Regions from separate parts of the Mus musculus genome. Here region 2 is linked to region 1. A link is a loop called in an ENCODE intact Hi-C map of the cell type or tissue named here. Cell type or tissue: gastrocnemius. All regions are shown on one strand. Links, peaks and the distances in the headings refer to the core of each region. The heading gives the core; the rest is flanking DNA.

The links. Hi-C counts contacts between places; a loop is a spot of excess contacts. Peaks named below come from ENCODE experiments on the same cell type or tissue, not always from the same donor. Only the 100,000 strongest peaks of a DNase experiment are listed, where the experiment ranks them.
Region 2: it touches region 1 in a loop (2.8-fold over the local background); 10 of 42 quality-filtered maps call a loop at or near these places.

The regions. Positions count from the first base shown.
Region 1 is chr1:87,358,370-87,361,177 of GRCm38, reverse strand. All of the region lies in intron 3 of Gigyf2 (GRB10 interacting GYF protein 2), which reads right to left. Among named protein-coding and RNA genes, the nearest start is that of Gm22549, 18 kb to the right of the region's middle. In gastrocnemius, for the core only: a CTCF peak has its summit at 1,186 (motif pointing right); no DNase peak of the experiment used is centred there.
Region 2 is chr1:87,242,905-87,245,712 of GRCm38, reverse strand. No RefSeq gene overlaps it. Among named protein-coding and RNA genes, the nearest start is that of Efhd1, 20 kb to the left of the region's middle. In gastrocnemius, for the core only: no CTCF peak of the experiment used is centred there; a DNase peak (open chromatin) is centred at 1,314.

The DNA of each region.
Region 1 (2,808 bases), core at 72-2,571:
GCGTGGTGACGCACGCCTTTAATCCCAGCACTTGGAAGGCAGAAGCAGGCGGATTTCTGAGTTTGAGGCCAGCCTGGTCTACAGATTGAGTTCCAAGACAGCCAGGGCTACACAGAGAAACCCTGTCTCAGAAAAAACAAACAAACAAACAAACAAAGAGTTGGGCTCTGTCTGCTGGGGATAGCTCAGTGGGCAAAGCACTTACTAGGTCATGCGTTCAGATTCCCACACACCCAATTTTTAAAAAGACAGGTGTGATGGCAGATGTTTACATTCACAGCTCAGAGAGGTGGACACAGAAGGGTGGAGAAAGTAGAAGCTGTCTTACTGGGCAGCCAATCTATTCGGTCAAATTTCAAGTTCAATGAGAGAATCAGAAAGAAAAGAGAGGAGAGGGGAGGGGAGGGGAGGGGAGGGGAGGGGAGGGGAGGGGAGGGGAGGGGAGGGGAAGGGAGGGGGAGGGTGGGAGGGGAGGGGGAGGGTGGGAGGGGAGGGGGAGGGTGGGAGGGAGGGAAGGAGAAAGAAGAGAAGAGAAGAGAAGAGAAGAGAAGAGAAGAGAAGAGAAGAGAAGAGAAGAGAAGAGAAGAGAAGAGAAGAGAAGAGAAGAGAAAAAGAGTAAGTAAATAAGCAAGCAAGCAAGCTAGCTAAAGTGCAAAGAACAACTTCAATGTTGACCTCTGGTCTCTGTGTGCACTCCTCAATCTCCATAAACGTGCACTTGGACTGCCCTGAAAAAGTTAGGCAGGTTGCCTCTCTAAGAACAAAAGCTGGGAAATGTATATATGTTGGGATATTTGCTCTAACTTAAGCTTTGTAAGAACCTCAATACAAAAGAGAAGTATGAAATGTAATGACAGGGCTTTGGCTAAGCATACAGAGATTCTGTCCCCAGTACTGGGGAAAAAAAAAAAAAAAAAAAAAAAAGGCCAGAGAGGGAGGGGGGTTTAGGGAGGGAGGGAGGGAGAGAGAGGGACTGAGACTATTACATCTGAGCAGTCACACAGAACTAAGATTCAAGCCCAGGATTTCTGATTTAAATGACTATGTTATACTAATGAGATTCCAATTTTTCTTTTGAATAGCCAATTTATTTGCCAGACACTAACTTTAAAATATTAGAAATTAATTTTATTATCTTCCACATCATACTAAGACAATATTCTTCCCAGTAGTTTCTAACACCAGAGGGCACACCAAAGCTAATTCATGTGAAAATCCTGGAGACTCCCTCATAACCTAAGATCCCTAATTCTAAAAAAGCTCCTCATATCAAGTTTCCCAATTCATTTAACTACCCTGTCCCTTCCTATGAACCCCAATGACTTCCCAAAAAGGACCAAGAACTTCTTACAGGCACCATATTCACTAAAAGTAACACTATCAGAGCTCCCTCTACAGTATCTGTGAAGAGATTAAAGCAATTTTAAAAAGAAAAGGGGAGAAAAAAAGGTGGTTTATCGAGCTGGAATAAGCAGTGTGATCTGACTCAAAGTCAATTCCCAGGGCTCCCGACTCAGATACATGGAAAAGCTAAGCGCATGAGAATACCCCTCCCCAACGCGCACCATGACTTCTAACCACTGCCATTCGATCCTCTTTTCTAGAATCTCATCTCCTACGTTCTTCCTTAGTCTTTAAATATACATATAGCAGTGACTTTTTAGTATAGCACCTTACTTGTAGCTCTGAACTATTCATCTTTCATTCTACAAATATGAATCCCCGCTTCATTATTTCCTTATAATTTCAAAACCCAATACAACCTGGCTTATCTTACCACTGTATTATTCTACAAAGTGCTTTAACACTGCAAAAACAAAAAACAAAAACCAAGACAATGGTTCTAAATCCTATGGACTTTACCTCCCACCTTTCAAGAGTCCAGTCCTACCATATGTAATAAGAGATAGGGACCAAAGAGATGGGTCTTTGTTGGAGCACAATGGCCATATAAAATGCCAAGTCACAGAGAAGTGTGCCTCCAGGCTCACCTCTCCCACACTTCACATTACAGTAAAGACAAATGTCTTTAAGTTTATGTCTTAAATCTGCAATCTTTTGCATTCTTGTCTTTTAGCATGCCCCTTCTTCAGTCAGAATTACTTAAATATTGTTCTGAACCTTTATCAGGAAAAGAGAAAAGGAAAGACACTAAGGACAGCAAAGGTTAACTTGCAAATATATTAAAGAGAAGCTGAATGTAACTCCAAGCTAGAAAGGCTGGGGAGGGAGGTTGGGGCCTACCATAACAGGCACTTGTCAATTGGGTTTTGTTTGTTTTTTTTTAACAAATCTTAATATTCTCTTCTAAAACACAGCTCCTTTGGCTAGCAGCTCACTCATCATCCCTTTAGCCCTTTTTTAGAGGGCCACCTGACAGAACTTCTCTTTTTTTCACTGAGTATGGACAGTAATCTAGCAGCCTCGTGATTATATTCTCTTGCCCCTACCTACCTTTGCCAATCAAGCCTGAAAACCTTCTTTCAAGGAAAGTTTGAGGACTGCCTAACTAATAACTCTGGTGGACTGACCAAAACTGAGAAATAACAGTCTTTAATAGAGAAATTGGTTCTTTCTTAAGACAATCGAATTGAAAAAAAGAGATATTAACTATTTTAACAAAGATATAAATGAAAGTGCTGGGTGAGTGGGAGGGAAGGGGTTGCTCCCTTTTGTAAGCAAAGACCTGAGACTTTTTTGAGGGAGGTGGGGTGAGAGAAACCCCAGGGGAGTTTCCTGTGTCTTCCTCAGAAAACAAGGTGTCTATAATTATTCTCCTTATAATAAAGTCATCTGAATAGGAAAAAA
Region 2 (2,808 bases), core at 29-2,528, 120 kb after region 1:
CACAGGAGGCCAGGGAGGACTTTCTGGAGGTGACACTGGAAATGGCAAAGGGGCCTGGTGTGGTAAGATAAGGTCACTTTGCAGGGCTGATCTACTCTTGGGGGCCACTGGCCACAGCTCACTGCTAGGTGGGAACAGGAAGGGGGCAACAGCAAGGAGACAAAAAGAGGGATTTTAGTTCCAATCTTCACTAGGGAATGTTAGTTGGAAACTCATTTAAAATGGAAATTTGGAGTCTTTGCCCTTGTTGAGCCTATTTATAGTGTCTGTTCTTCAGACTAAGGCATTCTCTGCTTCCTCCTCCTATGTCAAGGAATTTTTATTGGGTACCAAACACTGTGAAATTTATGGTTTTGGCAGGTGGACTATGCCATGTGCCTTTAAAGAGCATCGGAGCTTTTATGGCAAGCTGAACTCTCAATTGGAAACTTCTCTAGTCTTTTGAAGACTTGTATTCAAGCCTTGAAGAACAGGCCAGGCAAGGCCTTCTCTTCTTGGCTAACGTCACCTCACTTTCAAGGTGTGGCACCAGGAACTGGCCCCCATCTCTGCAGTTAAATCAAGACTGACTCTGGCCACTGGGAACTCGAGCACTTCTCCACTCCTGTGAACACTACAGTTGGTCTTCCCTTGCTCGTGACCCTTGTTGCCAAGGTCTTCTCTCCTCCCAGGAGCTGGGATGTTGAAGCAGGAGGATCACCGAGCGTTCAAGGACAGCCTTGTCTACATAGTGTTCCAGGACATCCAGGGTTACAAAGAGACCCTGTCAATTAATGCTGATGATAATAAAAGTGGGAGTAACTAAAGAAGACACACAGCATGGGCCTCTGGCTTCTACATGTGTGGTCAGGGGTGCACACCTATGAATGTTTGCTTTATGGGAGAGTTTATTATGCAGCTCTGGCTGTCTTGGATGTGATACGGAGAACTGGCTGGCCTCAAACTCACAAGATCCACCTGCCTCTGCCTTCTGGGTGCTAGGATTAAATCTATGCACTATTGAACTCAACCTACAAATAAATATTTTTTAAAAGTGCAAGACAAAACCACAGAAAGCAGGCCCTCAGAATGGTCCCACTGTCACCACTGTCTAGCAGGTGTACAACACTGTCTAGACCTTAGTGTAGGCTTTAAACACTCTTGGAACAGCTACTCTCAGCTCAAGAAACAAGCACAGTGAAGCAAGGGGGCATTTTTGTGGCATACACCTTAAGGGCTTCTTTCCATCTGTGGCCGCAGGACTCGGGATCTGTGTCACCGAGTATCTGACCCTTTGATGGCTCGGTCTTTGTTCACACAGAAAGGATTCATACTGGAGCCATGACAACGATTAGAAAAGCTAGCATGGTCCCTGGATGACTTCACTACCATCTGGTCATAGCGACGGTTAAAAGTTGTCAGGGACTCACCCGGGAGACAGGCCTTCGGGCACATCTGTGAAGAATTTCCTTGACTAGGCTAACATGAAACAGTATTTTAAAAAAACTGATTTAAAACATTTTAAAGATTTGTGATGCATGTTCTGTCTGTCTGTCTACCAAGTGCATGCCTGGTACCCTAGGAGACAGAGGAGGCCAATAAATTGCCTGGAACTGGAGTTATAGATGGCTGTGATCCACCATATAGGTGCTGGGAACCAAATCCTGGTCTTCTGGAAGATCAACCAGAGCTTTTAAACACGGAGCCATCTCTCTAACTACTAAAGACTGATTTTGAAGTTTTTTGAACTAATTAGTTAATTAATTAATGTTACAGAGCATATGTGGATGTCACAGGGCAACTTACATAAGATGGTCTTCTTCCACCATGTGGGTTTTGGGAATCAAACTCAAACTGTCAGGCCTGGCATTTTTACCCACTGAGCCCAGAAGCTGCCTCTTGGATAATGTTTTGTGTTTGTATTTGCTTCACTTTCTCACACTTAAAAAAAAAGATGTATTTATTTATTTTATGTATATGAATACTGTTGCTGTCTACACACCATAAAGGGCATCAGATCCCATTACAGATGGTTGGGAGCCACCATGTGGTTGCTGGGATTTGAACTCAGGACCTCTGGAAGAGGAGTCAGTGCTCTTAACCGCTGAGCCACCTCTCCAGCCCCACTTTCCCACACTTAATGTATTAAAATAAATGTTTTGGGGCAGCAAGGTAGCTTACAGGCAAAGTACCTGGCACCTGTGCAGAGAAGCCGTTCAGTCCCAAGAACCCACAGTGGGAAGAGAGAACTGACTCCCAAAAGCTCCTCACCTCCACACTAGCAAACATTCTCTCGCACTTACAAACACGCGCAGGGTAAAGTATTTAACAGTTTAGCCCTCAGGGACTGTTAGCAGACACTCCCTTCCTACCTGTACTTTTTACAAAGGGGCACATTTAGGTTTATAGGTGGAACAGGAGTGAAGCGCACAGTTCTGGACCCGCACTGCCCCAGGCTCCCACTGTATCCAGCATTGCGGAGGCGCGCCTGCTGGACGTGATGAACAACGTGAGCTGATGTCCTCATTGCTGAGAGTTCCTAGCTTCCATTAGGCTTTGCTGTTTGTGTGCACTCTGCAATGTGTTGACAATTGGAACCTATCATGCTGTGTCTACAGAATGTTCCACCTATTCCCACCCTGACAATCTCCAGCGACTACTCATCTCTTTCCTGTCTCCATAGCTTTTCTTTTTTCAGAGTGTCATGGAGTAGCAATGGCATTTGAGAGACAGTGTCTTTTTATGGTTTGTTAATACTTTTCTTTTTACTGATGAATCATATCTCGTTTTGTGGGTCTATCGGTTTGTCTAATTTGGGGGATTTTTTGT